Regions from separate parts of the Homo sapiens genome. Here region 1 is linked to region 2. A link is a loop called in an ENCODE intact Hi-C map of the cell type or tissue named here. Cell type or tissue: mammary epithelial cell. All regions are shown on one strand. Links, peaks and the distances in the headings refer to the core of each region. The heading gives the core; the rest is flanking DNA. Region 1 has its middle 200 kb from the start of LINC02300. Region 2 overlaps LINC02300 (long intergenic non-protein coding RNA 2300).

Evidence for each region. Hi-C counts contacts between places; a loop is a spot of excess contacts. Peaks named below come from ENCODE experiments on the same cell type or tissue, not always from the same donor. Only the 100,000 strongest peaks of a DNase experiment are listed, where the experiment ranks them.
Region 1: a loop joins it to region 2, with 16 times the contacts of the local background. A loop is called at or near these places in 2 of 110 quality-filtered maps.

What each region holds. Positions count from the first base shown.
Region 1 is chr14:28,407,548-28,415,893 of GRCh38, reverse strand. No RefSeq gene overlaps it. Among named protein-coding and RNA genes, the nearest start is that of LINC02300, 200 kb to the left of the region's middle. In mammary epithelial cell, for the core only: a CTCF peak has its summit at 3,591; no DNase peak of the experiment used is centred there.
Region 2 is chr14:28,604,952-28,613,297 of GRCh38, reverse strand. It overlaps LINC02300 (long intergenic non-protein coding RNA 2300), which reads left to right. Exons shown (of 3, transcript XR_001750690.2): 2 at 820-976. LOC107984684 (a long non-coding RNA gene) reads right to left here. Exons shown (of 3, transcript XR_001750691.2): 3 at 7,188-8,346. Among named protein-coding and RNA genes, the nearest start is that of LINC02300, 4.5 kb to the left of the region's middle. In mammary epithelial cell, for the core only: a CTCF peak has its summit at 3,866 (motif pointing right); no DNase peak of the experiment used is centred there.

The DNA.
Region 1 (8,346 bases), core at 158-8,157, 200 kb after region 2:
AGACCCTTCACGGGTGTCGGGCTGGGGGATGTAACGTCTTTCCTTTCCCACAAGGCCATATCTCAGGCTGAGTTGGGGGAAACTTTAGACAATACCCAGGCTTTCTTGGGCAGAAGTCCCTGCGGCTTTCCACAGTGCATTTTGTCCCTGGTTAATAGAGAATGGAGGGATCTGTTCTGTTCCATTGATCTATATCTCTGTTTTGGTACCAGTACCATGCTGTTTTGGTTACTGTAGCCTTGTAGTATAGTTTGAAGTCAGGTAGTGTGATGCCTCCAGCTTTGTTCTTTTGGCTTAGGATTGACTTGGCGATGCGGGCTGTTTTTTGGTTCCATATGAACTTTAAAGTAGTTTTTTCCAATTCTGTGAAGAAAAGCATTGGTAGCTTAATGGGGATGGCATTGAATCTGTAAATTACCTTGGGCAGTATGGCCATTTTCACGATATTGATTCTTCCTACCCATGAGCATGGAATGTTCTTCCATTTGTTTGTATCCTCTTTTATTTCCTTGAGCAGTGGTTTGTAGTTCTCCTTGAAGAGGTCCTTCACATCCCTTGTAAGTTGGATTCCTAGGTATTTTGTTCTCTTTGAAGCAACTGTGAATGGGAGTTCACTCATGATTTGGCTCTCTGTTTGTCTGTTGTTGGTGTATAAGAATGCTTGTGATTTTTGCACATTGATTTTGTATCCTGAGACTTTGCTGAAGTTGCTTATCAGCTTAAGGAGATTTTGGGCTGAGATAATGGGGTTTTCTAGATATACAGTCATGTCATCTGCAAACAGGGACAATTTGACTTCCTCTTTTCCTAATTGAATACCTTTATTTCCTTCTCCTGCCTAATTGCCCTGGCCAGAACTTCCAACACTATGTTGAATAGGAGTGGTGAGAGAGGGCATCCCTGTCTTGTGCCAGTTTTCAAAGGGAATGCTTCCAGTTTTTGCCCATTCAGTATGATATTGGCTGTGGGTTTGTCATAGATAGCTCTTATTATTTTGAAATATGTCCCATCAATACCTAATTTATTGAGAGTTTTTAGCATGAAGGGTTGTTGAATTTTGTCAAAGGCCTTTTCTGCATCTATTGAGATAATCATGTGGTTTTTGTCTTTGGCTCTGTTTATATGCTGGATTACATTTATTGATTTGCGTATATTGAACCAGCCTTGCATCCCAGGGATGAAGCCCACTTGATCATGGTGGATAAGCTTTTTGATGTGCTCTGGATTTGCTTTGCCAGTATTTTATTGAGGATTTTTGCATCAATGTTCATCAAAGATATTGGTCTAAAATTCTCTTTTTTTGGTTGTGTCTCTGCCCGGCTTTGGTATCAGAATGATGCTGGCCTCATAAAATGAGGTAGGGAGGATTCCCTCTTTTTCTATTGATTGGAATAGTTTCAGAAGGAATGGTACCAGTTCCTCCTTGTACCTCTGGTAGAATTCGGCTGTGAATCCATCTGGTCCTGGACTCTTTTTCGTTGGTAAGCTATTGATTATTGCCACAATTTCAGATCCTGTTATTGGTCTATTCAGAGATTCAACTTCTTCCTGGTTTAGTCTTGGGAGAGTGTATGTGTCAAGGAATTTATCCATTTCTTCTAGATTTTCTAGTTTATTTGCGTAGAGGTGTTTGTAGTATTCTCTGATGGTAGTTTGTATTTCTGTGGGATTGGTGGTGATATCCCCTTTATCATAACGCCGCATATCTACAACTATCTGATCTTTGACAAACCTGAGAAAAACAAGCAATGGGAAAAGGATTCCCTATTTAATAAACGGTGCTGGGAAAACTGGCTAGCCATATGTAGAAAGCTGAAACTGGATCCCTTCCTTACACCTTATACAAAAATCGATTCAAGATGGATTAAAGACTTAAAACGTTAGACCTAAAACCATAAAAACCCTAGAAGAAAACCTAGGCATTACCATTCAGGACATAGGCATGGGCATGGACTTCATGTCTAAAACACCAAAAGCAATGGCAACAAAAGCCAAAATTGACAAATGGGATCTAATTAAACTAAAGAGCTTCTGCACAGCAAAAGAAACTACCATCAGAGTGAACAGGCAACCTACAAAATGGGAGAAAATTTTCGCAACCTACTCATCTGACAAAGGGCTAATATCCAGAATCTACAATGAACTCAAACAAATTTACAAGAAAAAAAAAACCCCATCAAAAAGTGGGCGAAGGACATGAACAGACACTTCTCAAAAGAAGACATTTATGCAGCCAAAAAACACATGAAAAAATGCTCACCATCACTGGCCATCAGAGAAATGCAAATCAAAACCACAATGAGATACCATCTCACACCAGTTAGAATGGCAATCATTAAAAAGTCAGGAAATAACAGGTGCTGGAGAGGATGTGGAGAAATAGGAACACTTTTACACTGTTGGTGGGACTGTAAACTAGTTCAACCATTGTGGAAGTCGGTGTGGCGATTCCTCAGGGATCTAGAACTAGAAATACCATTTGACCCAGCCATCCCATTACTGGGTATACACCCAAAGGACTATAAATCATGCTGCTATACAGACACATGCACACATATGTTTATTGCACCATTATTCACAATAGCAAAGACTTGGAACCAAGCCAAATGTCCAACAGTGATAGACTGGATTAAGAAAATGTGGCACATATACACCATGGAATACTATGCAGCCATAAAAAATGATGAGTTCATGTCCTTTGTAGGGACATGGATGAAATTGGAAACCATCATTCTCAGTAAACTATCGCAAGAACAAAAATCCAAACACCGCATATTCTCACTCATAGGTGGGAACTGAACAATGAGATCACATGGACACAAGAAGGGGAACATCACACTCTGGGGACTGTTGTGGGGTGGGTGGAGCGGGGAGGGATAGCATTGGGAGATATACCTAATGCTAGATGAGGAGTTAGTGGGTGCAGCACACCAGCATGGCACATGTATACGTATGTAACTAACCTGCACAATGTGCACATGTACCCTAAAACTTAAAGTATAACAATAAATAAATAAATTAATTAATTAAAAAAAATAGAGAATGGAGAATGGCGATGACTTTTACCAGGCATACTGCCTGCAAACATGTTGCTAACAAGGCACATCCTGCACAGCCCTAAATCCATTAAACCTTGATTCAATACAGCACATGTTTCTGTGAGCACAGGGTTGGGGCTAAAGATACAGATTAACAGCATCTCAAAGCAGAACAATTTATTTTAGTACAGATCAAAATGGAATTTCTTATATCTTCCTTCTCTACATAGACACAGTAACAATCTAATCTCTCTTTCTTTTCCCCACAGCTTCAGTTAACATTGAAGAGCGATGAAGCTCAGTTCCTACATTCTGACAAGCTCTGAGAAAATTTCCCAAGTTTTTTGTACACCTCACAGGTGCCAGTGCATGTTTACAATCCACATTTGCATTATCAAAAGCTAAAGTTACGGTTAGCATTTCTGCAGCAGTGGCATGAGGAATCTGATGCTTCACTGCCTCTTGTAATCTTACAAGAAATTGCACATAGGGATCCTGTGACCCTTGCATAATATGTAAAAAGGATGTACTGGGACTCCCTCTTCTGGAATTGTGGTCCAGGCATGTTTAGCAGCCTGTGCACACTGCTGATACAGCATCTGGGAGTGCCATTTGATGTTCCAGTCTGAATAAGGGCTATTACCCAATAGCATATCCTCTGTAATGTCTCCATGTCTGGCATCACGGTTCTCTCTAGCCTGGTCTGCACACATTTCTCGCCAATTTAAATTCCATGTCAGATATGCACTAGCAGACAAGCAAGTTTATGCCAAATGTTTTACATCAAAGGGTAAAAGACGCATAGCACCGAACACAGATTCTAGCAATCCTAAAGTGAATGGGCTCTGTATGCCATTATTTACTACACTTGCTTATAATTCCTTTAACAACTTAAACTCTAGTGGAGTGTGTTCATGAATAAGCTGCTGTGGATTATTTGGATCAGTCCTTACAGAAACAGGAAAAGCACAAGGTCCTAAGGACTCTCCAGCTATGGCAGCAGAGTGTAAAATTCTTTGTATTGGGGTCTCTATTTCTGCTACCAAAGGAGGCAGTACAGATGTTTCCGCAACTGAAGGAGGCAGTATAGGCCAATTTTTATCTTCTCTCTCCTGTCTTTTATTTTCAATCGGTGCTGTGGGTGGGTCAACAGATTCTTTCAGATTTTTAGACTCAGCCTGCTGTCCCACAGAATAATGAGATAATGGTAGAAGTACAGTATGAATTAAACTTCAAGTGGGGAAAACAGAAGAATCAACTTTAAGACCCTTTTGATGAGCCCATTTTAATCCTTCTCCTGCTCTGTCCCAATTTTCCACATCAAGAGTGCCTGCCTGTGGAAACCATGGGTTATGTGTAATAACCTCCTGCAGCATCTTAGTTAATGTCTGAGAACTAACCTGAGCCCCAGTTTGTTTTAACAAAACTTTAAGCAACTTCACATAATGTTTTTCTTCAGTAGACAAATTCTGCCCCATGTTACCTTGATTCAGAAAACTTCCCGTTCCCAGTACTTCTTTAAAGCACTGTTCCCAGTACCTCTTTAGGGCACTGACCTTATATCCACTGCTTGTAGATTCATCCTGGGGTCCCCGTTCGCCTTGTCAATTTCAGTTTATCTGCTCCAGCAGACGTTCTTCATTCAAATCCTTGAAGTCCCTGTGTTCAGACGTCACTTGTCGACGTCCTCAGAGTCCCTGTTCTGGGGCACCACTTGTTACCTGCATGGATCTTGGGGGACTTAACAAAGGTTGACAAATGTGGGCATAAAGACAAAAGACAAAAGAGTATGTTTAGAAGAAGCGGTCAGGGAGCACCTTGCCTCTAGTAGACAAGGGTCCTGAGCTTTACACAGCTCTCCATATTTATCAGGCAAAAGAGATTGTGAGAAGTGGGGGTGGAAGAAGAGGTCAGCTGCTCGGTCCAAGACTGCATGCCTTGAACAATAGCCTCTAGATGTCCCAGTAGATAACCTCAAGGGGCCAGGCGCCAGGGAGTGACCGCCCTCAGCAAACCTCCTGGTGGCAGGCACAGTTGTGAACTTGCCCACATCCTGCATTCATGATAAACAGTTTGCTGTTTGATCATATAGCCTCCAGTGAAATGCTGAGTTGGTCACAATCCCTTTGGCCTTTTCAGCTCCCAACAGATATGGTATCTTGAAGGTAGTATACATAGAATTTCTTCTTAAATATCATGGAGTTTCTAATTGTACACTGGTTCCATAAGAAAGCTATTGATATGAACTCTGGTTAGATCTCAATATTACTTAAATCTTTCTGATTTGAAGCACAAAGTAGTTGGTAAAAAATTGGAAGACATACTGCATTGGTTCTGCAATCATGTGTCATGATAAAGAAAAATTGCTCTCCAGATTATCCTATCACTTGCTGGGAAAATACTACTAGCTGCCACGACGTATAGTATAACAATTTGCTATGTGCATAGAAATTGCTTTTTCTCTGCTCAGATTCCATCTCCTTGACATCTATAATGACTTCTTCTGCATGCACTAAAACTTGGTAAATATGTCTATTTTCAAATATATCATCATATGTAGCCCTTTCTTTCTCTTTCTTTCTTTCTTTTTCTTCTTTCTCTCTCTCTTTTCTCTTTTCTCCTCTCCTTTTCCTTTTCTTCTCCTCTCCTTTTCCTTTTCTTCTCCTCTTCTCTTCCTTTTCTTCTCCTCTCCTCCTCCTCTTCCTCCTCCTCCTTCTTTTTCCTTCTCTTCCTCCTTCTCCTCCTTTCTTTTTTTTCTTCTGACAGAGTCTCACTCTTTCACTCAGGCTGGAGTCCAGTGGTACAATAAGAGCTCAGTGCAGCCTCAAAATCCTAGGCTCAAGTTGTTCTCCAGCCTCAGCATCCCAAGTAGCTAGGACTGCATTCATGCACCACCATGCCCAGCTAATGTTTTATTTTTGTAGAGATAAGAGTCTCAGTATGTTGACAGGCTGATGTCCAACTCATGGGCTCAAGTGATCCTCCCACCTTGGCCTCCCAAATTGCTGCAATTACAGGCACAGCTTCCTCTACCTGGCTGTGACTACTATTTTCATGATTTTCTTAACCTTAATTCACTACCTTGAATTAGGTATTGTTCAGTAAATTTTTGATTGAGTAAACCACTTTTTAATACATTTAACAGTTAATGTAATTCAGTCCACATATTCTTTTTAAACTTAGAACATAGAGATGATATAGTCCCATAATTTTCAATGTCATATTGCTGTTGCTCTCAAATTTTAGTTTGTAGGAGGGTCCAAGTACAGAAGAGTTTGCTGAAAAAACAGGTTTTGGGGCCCCACCCACACGAAGTTTCTATTCTAGTTTATCCACATCCTATGGATGTGGGGAGTTGGGCTTGGAAATTTGTATGTATGGAGTTGGGCTTGGAAATTTGCATTTCCAGCATGTTTCCAGGTGATGCTCATGGGACTGGTCTCAGAGCTATACTTTGAGGATCACTGCCCTAAGGGCTTCAATAAGAGCTTTTTGAAAAAAAAAAAAAAAAAAAAGAAAGAAAGAAAAAAAGCTTCCTTAGGAGTTTCTTGGAAAAAGAACTGAAACAGTGAGTGAATAGGATTATGCAAAATAAAGTATATATATTTTAAATATCCTGGTGTATAGGCACTGTTAATATATTTCCTGTATTATGTTCATGAGAGAAAAAACAGTTATACATGTTATGGAAAAAAACAGGGTTTATTATAAAGTTTTATTACTTAAGTAGATTAGAATAGAAGAGATCTAGATTCAAGGCAGGTCCAGAAACTGTTCTTCCCTTTTCTCTCCTGCTCTCAATTTTCTGATTTCTTTTTCATAATCTATTCAGCCTCTTTTTCATTCTTCATTCATTCTGTCTCTACCAGCACTTATCTTTGCATTTTCCAGTCCAAATCAATGACAGATATTATTATTAATTAATTGAAAAGAACCTTCCCATAGGCCACATCAGGGATAGGCATGTAGGGGTCTGCTGATTTATTCGGTGGTTAGACAAATATAAAGATTGATCTAACACCCTTTTGCTGATCAGGAGTCCACAGGCAGGGACACATCTGCCAGAAGGAGATGTTGAGCATTTAGGCTCCTGTGACAGACACGTCTAGATGAGTGTTTCTAACATCCAGATTGAAGGGAGAAAGAAAAGTAAGCAGAAAGTTTCTTGCATAATTAATAAAAAGAGACATCACAGTTCTTGGAAAAAAGATAAGAAAGCAAAAGGTATTGAGTTTTATGGTAGTTCCTAATCATGACAATCACAAGATTCTCTGACTATTTATAACATAAATAATGTTGGAGTGCAGAGCCCATATATAGATCTGCCTTTGTTCCCTTTTACTTTTGAACACACTTGAATTTCTCAGGAGTAAGCACTAGTAGTGTGAAGAAAAGAGGAAACTTAGGAGAAACCAGATGTTGCTGGAGGATGCATTTGCCCAGTGGGACCCCAGAATGTGGACCTCTTACAAATTTGGCTCCAGGATGTTAGTCTCTTTCTTTTTCCAAGTGTAAACAATTTCTATGATTCCTGCTGAGAAAAACTGACTGTGATTAGTTGATCTCCTAAAAAATAAAAAGATCTGGGCACAGATAATAAGTTTATGCTGTCTTGGTAGGTAGCCCTTGCAGACTTCATTGTTATGTTAGGACGCTGGGAAAGAGAACTGATTACACTCATTATGATTTTTTTTTCCATAGGAGCCAGCTGCAAGAGAACAGGTGGCAATCTGCTAAGGGATTTCTAACATATCTTTCTAAGTTTGTTAGAAAGATAGCCACAGCTGTTAATTATTTTGAAACATTCTCTGTGCTGTGCCGTTTTCTGCGATCAGATTTGAACTTGGTATCCACTACTTTTATAGAACAGCATCTTAATTTTCTTTTCACCTCTCCGAATAGCTTTGATTTAATGTTAAGACTAAAAGACAAATAAAAAGAATCTTGCTCCTTCTCTTTTGAAGTAAATTACCTCTGCTCAAATAACTTACTTCAGGAAGCTCTAGGGCATATGATAAATTCATTTACATACTCTTAAGGAATGATTAGCATATTGGTGAAAAAATAGAGCACAAAAGACTGATTTACCTCATGTTTTTCTACCTTTGCAGCTTTCTGACAAATCACAAGACTCCATATATGTTAAACTGGGTATAGCAGTCTCTCGGTGTGTGGAAAGAAAACTTGCTGAGTTAATGATCTGTGGCTGAGCAGGAAAGAAAATGAGGGTAGCATAATGAATAAAGCTAAGGTTCTTTGTTCCTCTCTTCAAGTCACCTCTTTACCCCGAGACCACTCAGACTCATCT
Region 2 (8,346 bases), core at 250-8,249:
AGCTTTGGGCTAAGTGTTTTGAAGAAGTGTTAGATCATAGTTACAAAGGACTTCTTTTATGTGTTGGGAAAGCTGGGATTCTTTATTTAAATATCAAAATGATCTTAAGTTTGTTGTTAGACATATTCCAGTTCTCAGTAGAATTTAAATAGCAGAAATTAGCTACTAGAAATGAAGTCTTTTAAAAGTAGAAAATTAGTAGAAATGTGTATAAATTAATTTGATAGAAATTAGGTTTTGTCTGAAACGACTTTCTGATTAAATCTTCTTTGGACAAGATTTCTGGAGGTGCATCTTGAGACACACAGACTTTTCCTTGCTTACTCTTAAATTGGTTCTTAAGTTTTGGTCTTTTAAATATGAGGAACAGATTATGCTTAGATCCTTTATCAACCCTTCTAAGTCTACGAAGCCGTGTTTTCACAGACCATCTAATTTTCATAAGATAAACTTAGTTTCTTGATTCCTTTTCCAAAACAGCCATTTTCTAAAGGGTTTCCAGGAGGAGTTATTTCTTGTCTCTTTTTGTGGTCTTTCTAGGGTCCTTTATAAGACCTCATTACTAAAGCCCCAGAAAAGACATTGACACAAAATCAAGTGACTTTTCAAAGATCCATGAAATAGTGTCACAGATTATCTTTGATGTGTGACTGTAATTTGCTAGAGAATCATACCAGGTTAATGGCTTAACTCTCTGGAGCCTATTGAATTTATGCAGATACAGGGCTCTCAACTATCAAGGTCTCAACTGGAAAAGAGAGACGTGGAAAAGTCAAGATTTCATGTTTGTGAATTTATTATCATATTTTTTTTCCACAGTGGATTGAGCAGTCCCTGAGTCATATACTCTACCAGAGAATGAATGATGTCTGGTAAATAAGATGATGAATCTGACACATAAAAGTACTGAGGGCCCAGTCAAGGCAATATCACTGGCTGTGAAATGCTGAAGAGAATCAGTTGAAAGAGAAAGAAGGTAAACGTATTAGACTTTCAAAAAAGCATATGAAGTAGATTAAGAGAATTAATTGGAAATTATTCATCCAAATGGCTCTCAATAGGTAAAAGTAGAAATTATTTTATAAATCTTTTGGAAGCCAGTGTGAAACATTGTGTCAATAAAGGTAAAATGGAAGGTGGCCATCAGAGAGCATGTTAGGACACTGTAAAAATGTCATATCCTGTCCCTTTGTTCAAATGAGAATCACGTTATCACTGACATTGGAGTTTTTTGATGCCAAATTAATACATAGTTTTCTTATTTGTAGAAATTCTAAATGAGAAGAGCCTCACTTCTTTTGATCCTGTGGCATGTGGGCCAAGCCTACTGGATGCCTGTTTTTGTAAAAAAAAAAAAAAAGTTATTGTAACATAGATGCATGTGTTTGTTAGTGTACTGCCCATGGATGCTTTCATGCTAGAAAAGCAAAGTTGGGTTGTTGCAACAGAGAGTATATGGCCGTGTAACCTAAATTTTCTAATATCTGCTTTTTAGGGAAAAATTTTTGCTTGCCTCTGCTCAAGCACAATGGCTTTCACATATTTTGATTATCCTAAGGGAATAATATATTTTACATCGTCACCAGTGCATGAGCACCCACATACAAGAATATATCTGGGAAGACATTTCATGCAATAGTTGCTACTCAACAAGCCCTTTTTTTCCCTCTGTTTAATTCTATTCTGTTTCAGCTTTGAAACAATGCTGCTAACCCTTAGCTGCTTTAAAATATTTCACCCTCTGCCTCGGGACTATGAAAGCAATATTTTCTGCAAATGTCAATGTCACTCATCTGTTTAGAGTATTGAGTTTAGCTTAGCAGTGCATTTTATATAAAATAGAAACTTTATTATCTTTGTTAATGTTAGCAAGCAAACAACAAAAAAGTTGGTCAGACATCTGACATATTGCAATAAGGGAAAGGATTGAAAGGGACAAGATGCAGTCTATGAGAATATTGGAATGCTACTGACTTAATGACCTAACGTTGTTTGCAAGGCTTCCTCAAGAACCCAATTAATTTCAAATGGGTATCTTACATTCTTGAGAATTTTGCTCAACTCCATTTGTTATTGCTAGTTTTTTTATTTGTAGATTGAACAAGGGCTTCACATATAATACATACAGATACAAATCCAAAATAAGATATAAACTTGAATCACTGTCAAATTCTTTACTTTCTTTCATTCTTTTATTCATTTATGTAGTGAACATTTATTCATCGAGGCCAATCTCTGTTCTAAACACCATGCATATCTGTGTCACTCACAATATAATGATATCCTTATGAAGTGTACTGTTCAATATAAGAGACACAAATTAATCAAATAATCACATAAAACTGCCTTTGTGATAAAAGCTATGAAATTGAGATACATGTGCTATGAAGTACATAATAGGGCAATTTGACCTAGTCAGAGAGGTCAGTTGAGATTTCCATGAAGGAATAGTGATAGGGATAATATCACAAGGAATTTCAGGGCTGAAGAGGACAGGGATGAGTGAGCTCTCACAGTATGATAATGTATGCCCAGAAATATACTCCAGCTTTCTCCTTAAACATTGCTATTTTTTTCATTTCTCCAGCCTTTCTCTGGTGGTATTTACAATCAGTTATTTATCTTTTTTCCCACTGCCTTTAGTCCACAAAATGAAGAGAACATAGTTTAAAAATTCTATTATGTGTCTATCTATTTATTTGAATATTTCCATATAACATACTTTTACATTTGTGGAAATTGTTCCTGTTCATTTGGATTAAGTCCTAGACAGTTTCCCTAAATAGCTCTGTAAATCATCATGAAGACATGACCTTGGTTTTCAATCAGCTTATATTTATGGTTGGGAAATGATTCCTTGTGAAGCCAATAGGTTCAGAGTCACTGACCAAGGATTTATGGTTGCGCTTATTATGACGGGCTTGGACTCTAGAATGATAGCAAGGTAAATCCACTGTAAGAATGGATTTTCTTGTTGAGATCTAAAGCTTTACGTTTTTTTTAAATCTATAGAAGTCTCATTTGGTAAAGCAACTGAAAAACAAATCATAACTTTTCTTTTTCATGCTTATTTAAAAGATACCCATCTGCTTAGTTTCTGATCCTTAATATGTTGACATGACTAGAATGTTTTTATTTTTTGCTAACGTAAGGAATGGAGCAACAAAGAGATTTCAATTTATACAGTTTGTCTTTGTAACCATACTCCCATGTGAGTAATGTGGGATAAGCAAGACAGTTGTACAGCTGCTTTGCTAGAGATGAAGAGTAGAATTTTACTGTAGGAAAAATATTGAAAGTGCTAATTTGGTGCACAAATCTATAGCTAGACTCAGTCCAAGTTGACTAAATGGGTAATAGAATAAAATACTAAATAAAGACAAATGTACTAGTAAGTATCAGTAAGTAGTAAGACTGTATTCCAATTTTTTTCTCAATAGAGTGATAATATTTTAGTAATTTATTTCAAAAGTTAAATAGATAAAAGAATTTGTGAAAACTGGGTTTCAAATATAAGAGCTATTAATATCCACATGCAGAGCAAGGAGGCTAATTAAACGTTTTTTTTTCATCCTCCTGTACCCCAATGACCTACTCTTCTAAGGAAATGCATAGAACTATAGTTAAGCAAATATAACTTGTAAATGTCTAAAAAAGATTACAATAAATTCAGTGACCTAGAAATCTGCTTTACCTTGGGATTATTGCATTAGTGTATTGCTTCCCTCAGATATGATGTGAGTGTTCAAAAGTTTTCCTTACAAAAGTCAAGACTGGTCTTTGCTGCTAAAAAGAACAACACAGGAAAACATTACAGCCCTTTTTTTCCTCCTCTGAGTTACAATGCTAGGAGAGTCATAGAGGCCTGTCACCACGAGATGGCGCTCAGCTTCCGTCTCAAAAAGAAGTGAGTTCCATGTTTTTCAGCCCCTACTTATTACCATTCATTTCAAGGAGTGAAAAACAGTGTTCAGAGAAAAATCTTTGTTAGCACAAAGCGTCTACATTTGTGAGAGACAAAATTATGTTTCTAGTTCATTCAAAGACTAGTTGCTAATCTCGGAATTTTGCAAGTTAACTCACAGGAACATGAAAAAAAAATCCTACATTTATTGGTTAACTAGGCACACTCATTTGCTTTTTATCAGTTCATTGATGTTTTATGGGGAAGCATGGAAAAGGCAGTTGACATTTTCATGCATTTTGAAGGAAGAATAAAATGGCTGGTTCTCGGCTGTGCTTGTTCACAGGTTTTGTAAGCCGAGGAAATGGATACTACGGTTGTTTGTAAAACCGGATCCAAACAAAGGAAGAGAGCAAGGATGCTTTCCTGCAACATTGACACATGTACCACTCTCTAGAAAAAGGATGAGGCTGCAGAAGAAGGTTTTAGCTTAGCATTTCAATTCTAAAATGGATGGTCCTATTTAATTTTCCACATACAATAACTTTCCTCGCTGAAGAATAGATTAATATTACTAATCTCACTTATGTAGCAGCCTTAAAAGGCCAGACCAACACGGATATTTCTAAAGCAGATTGTAGTCATTTCTGCCGGTATCGTCAATTCCCTACCCACACTGAAAGTCATTGTGTTGGTAATCTCACGCTATTGCTTCAGTAGGCGTCTGCGTCATTCTTTGCTCTCCGTGAGCTATAGACAGGCATAATGGATGAAGTGATGAGAGGGCACAATGATGAATTAATATCCCAGAGGTCCTAAAACTAGTCACAATGAAAGAAGGCTTTTCTGTGGCCACTGGGTTCCTGGAGTTGTGTTATGAAATGTGATTCTGGGGTTGTCTGCTTGCTGGTATTCCTGTAGAAGGATAGAGGGAAGAGTTCTCTCAACTGCAGGAGAAAAAGAACAAGAAAAAGCAAGACATACATGTACTATAATGAAATGGGATCATAACTATATATGTGTAAATATATACACATATATACACGCACACACCAGGTTTTTGTATAAATAAATGTGAAGTTTTCTTTTTATCAAGCTTTGCACTATATAAAACATCTACACTGGTTGCAGCTTTACTATTTGTTTTTGCTTGGCATTTTGTTATAGAAATAGCATACATATTAGTGGTACATTAAGCTGCTTCTTCTAATATATGTGGATTAAGCAGCAGAAATAGCTTTTCTATTCTTTGCCATCTTTGGAAGTGTTATTGTGGAAAACAAAGTCAAAGCAGACATGATGAGCCAATGTCAATTTTGATTATACCTTATTCTATTTGTTCTTTTATGTATTTTCAAACTCTCACCGAGTGCCACCTTACACTAGGCACAGTACATGACGCTGAGCATAAAGGCGGGAAAGAGATCACAGTTCCTTCCCACAAAGATGCAGAAATGAATATGACTCTACCTGCAATAGTGCAGTATTACATGAACTGTGGTGGAATTGGAACAGTGGCATTTAGCTCAATCATAGTTATTAGCCTAAAATATTTCAATTAAAGATTAACTTACTACCAAAAATATGTAAAAATCATTTTCTCTGCGGGGACAGGATAAGCTAGGAAAGATGCAAGCTTAGAAAGAAAGAGCATGAGTGTGCTTCCTTTGTCTGAGAGATTATTCCCTTCTGGCCAGAAGAGGGTTGGGGATGGAACTCGGAAAGAAGAGTGCACAGAGAAGCTTAACCAGTGTTTTGCTGTTCTCGCATCATATATTTATAATGTGTTTTTACAGTTCAGTTTGATGAATTATGTTTTTCTGGGATGAAAATATTTTCACATCCAAACACAAAAATGTAGTTAAAAGTATTTAAGGGAAACATAAATAGTTAAAACAGCCAGTTTAGGCAACTCATGTACTTTCTTTTCTCCATTCAAACAGATATTTGAGAATTCACTATATTTCACAACTGATTTTCACTCCCTGTATATTGAAACAAACTCATACATATCTTAATGACATGCTAATCTGAAATAATGAGCCTCATATATAATACTTGTGTCCTTTAAAACGAATACATAACCATATGCTATAATTTTGTGGTGCTTGTTAATTAACACAAGTAGTCCTAAACTTTTCAAAAACGAGGGAGTAGACACCATGATGTGAACATTAAAACAAATAAATACACATACATTATATAGTGTTTAGTTCATGAGCTGGTTTGAAATTTGCTCCATGATTTTGATAGGTCATCTGTATTTGCTCTTGTGTGAAACACTTTCAATAACCCTTATTGGTAAAGCACTTGGAGATCATTGGTTGAAAAGTGCAATTGACTCTGAGTGCTGGCTTCAGAGCCTTACAATTGAGAGCCATCATAAATTTTATTTTTGCTGGCATAAATACGGAGATCTTTTTTATGCAGAGAGGGAGCTCTTTTATTTTGTAAACATTTTTATGCTAGGTGCTTCAGTAATGAATCTTAGATCAGTATAAAAATTGTTTGCAATAATAATCTATATACCAGTCTCTATGTGATGTTCTTATAGCTTTCTCTGCTTGCCCTGGAATAAGAAAGCATTAATATTTTGAAACAATTCTGTATGTGTGATTGTCTGTTTTTATGGTAATCAGAATACAAAAGATAAAAACACGCAGGTTTATTTTGAAAAAAAGGTGTTTACTTGAGGGATCTTTTCTGATAGCATAGATTTCTGTTAGCTTTTTAAATTTAAACAAGTATTCTGGGATAATATTAAATTTATCAGCCACAGAAAGGGGAGCTTTGTAGTTGTTGGAAATCCTGTTTTATCACCTATCACCCAGAAATAAAAGAAATCTTAAAGGATAAAGGTAGAAGTAAATTCAATTTTCCTTGGTATCAAGTTAATTTTTTCAATCAGAAGTTCTTTGAGCAGGTGAAGAAAAGACACTAAAAGAATTGGAAGCTATAGTAAAAGCCCTGATGAAGAATACATCATAAATAACTAACAAACCATAAATGAAAATTGGGTGCCTTTAAGGCGGGAACTACTAACAGGCTGCCAGGCAGCATTTGACCTCTTTTAATGGAAATTTTAAGAGAGGACTCGAGGTGATGAAGGGTCATTGAACCGGATGTCAATGGCTCCTGAGTAGTACTCCAGGTGGGCTACTAAGCTCATTCTGAAGGATGATGTAGATTGGGGTGCATCAATCAGCCAGGCAGAAGTCAACTCCCTGACCAGTTCTTTTCTGTAGTAGTTCAGACACTGCACAAAGTACAGGAAATCAGGTTATTTATTTATTTTGGGCTTTTATTAAGATATAATAACAACTTCTTATATTTGTTTAGTGTGTTATATTCAAGAGCCCATTTGCCACCTCAATTCAGTCAGACTATCAAATAAGACATGTTTTAATTTTCCATCTTCATATATATTTCTATGCTTTATGTGATAAAAAATTACAATTTATCTGGGATCAGGGCAATAAAAGAAACTGATCTTTTGCAAATACAGTTTGCTCTTATGTATAGGAAAAGTTAGAGAGAATAAAAGCCATTAAAGTTGTGTATAAAAGATACATTGGAGTTACATTTATATCATTGATTACACTGTTTCTCAATTACACAGTTTTGAAAAAAACACAAGCAATTAATCATGGTAGATTACACTCAGTTTGTATTTGGTCAGCAGTAGCAAGTAGTTATCAAGAAGTCTGAGTTCCAATTGTTTCTCTAAATAATCCTTTGTAATATCTTTTGCTTATGGGATTTCTGTAATACCCTTTAGTAAATGTGATTATTTATATCTAGAAAACATTTTAAAATAGCTCTCATTCTTTTTTATAATTATACTTTTAAATATATTTTAAACGTATTATATTTTTAATATGATGCCATTACGAGTCCTGCCATTTGTCTTGTTTAATCTGAATATGCATAATTACAAACCATACCAATTAAAATCACTATACATGCATTATTAACTGGGTAAATTTTAGGAGTAAAAACAAGATTAAAATATTCAGGCAAAATAATTACTCGTAGCTTATGTAAAAGAACAACAAATAAGAACTGGAAGTTATTAAAATTTTTATTTTAAAGAAAAGCAGTAGTTTTATATAGATGACACAATTTAGTATTGGTAGAGGGCAAAATTTCTATCAATAACAATTCTTCAGATATAATTTTCTTTAGCAATTGGAAATATTAAAAATAACTTTAGATATTGGCCAGATATATGACATTTATATGACCTACTTGCCAGTATTGAAATGATCCACTGACAAAAAAAAGAAGATATACTATTATGACTTTTATAAGAATTTAAGATACCAGTACTTTATTATCCTGTTTTATTTGAACAGAAAATAAGAAACTAAAAAACAATTAGCAAGGCCGGAGAGTATTTTAGATTAAACTGATTTGAAATATGTAGTTTTCCTTTAGAGACT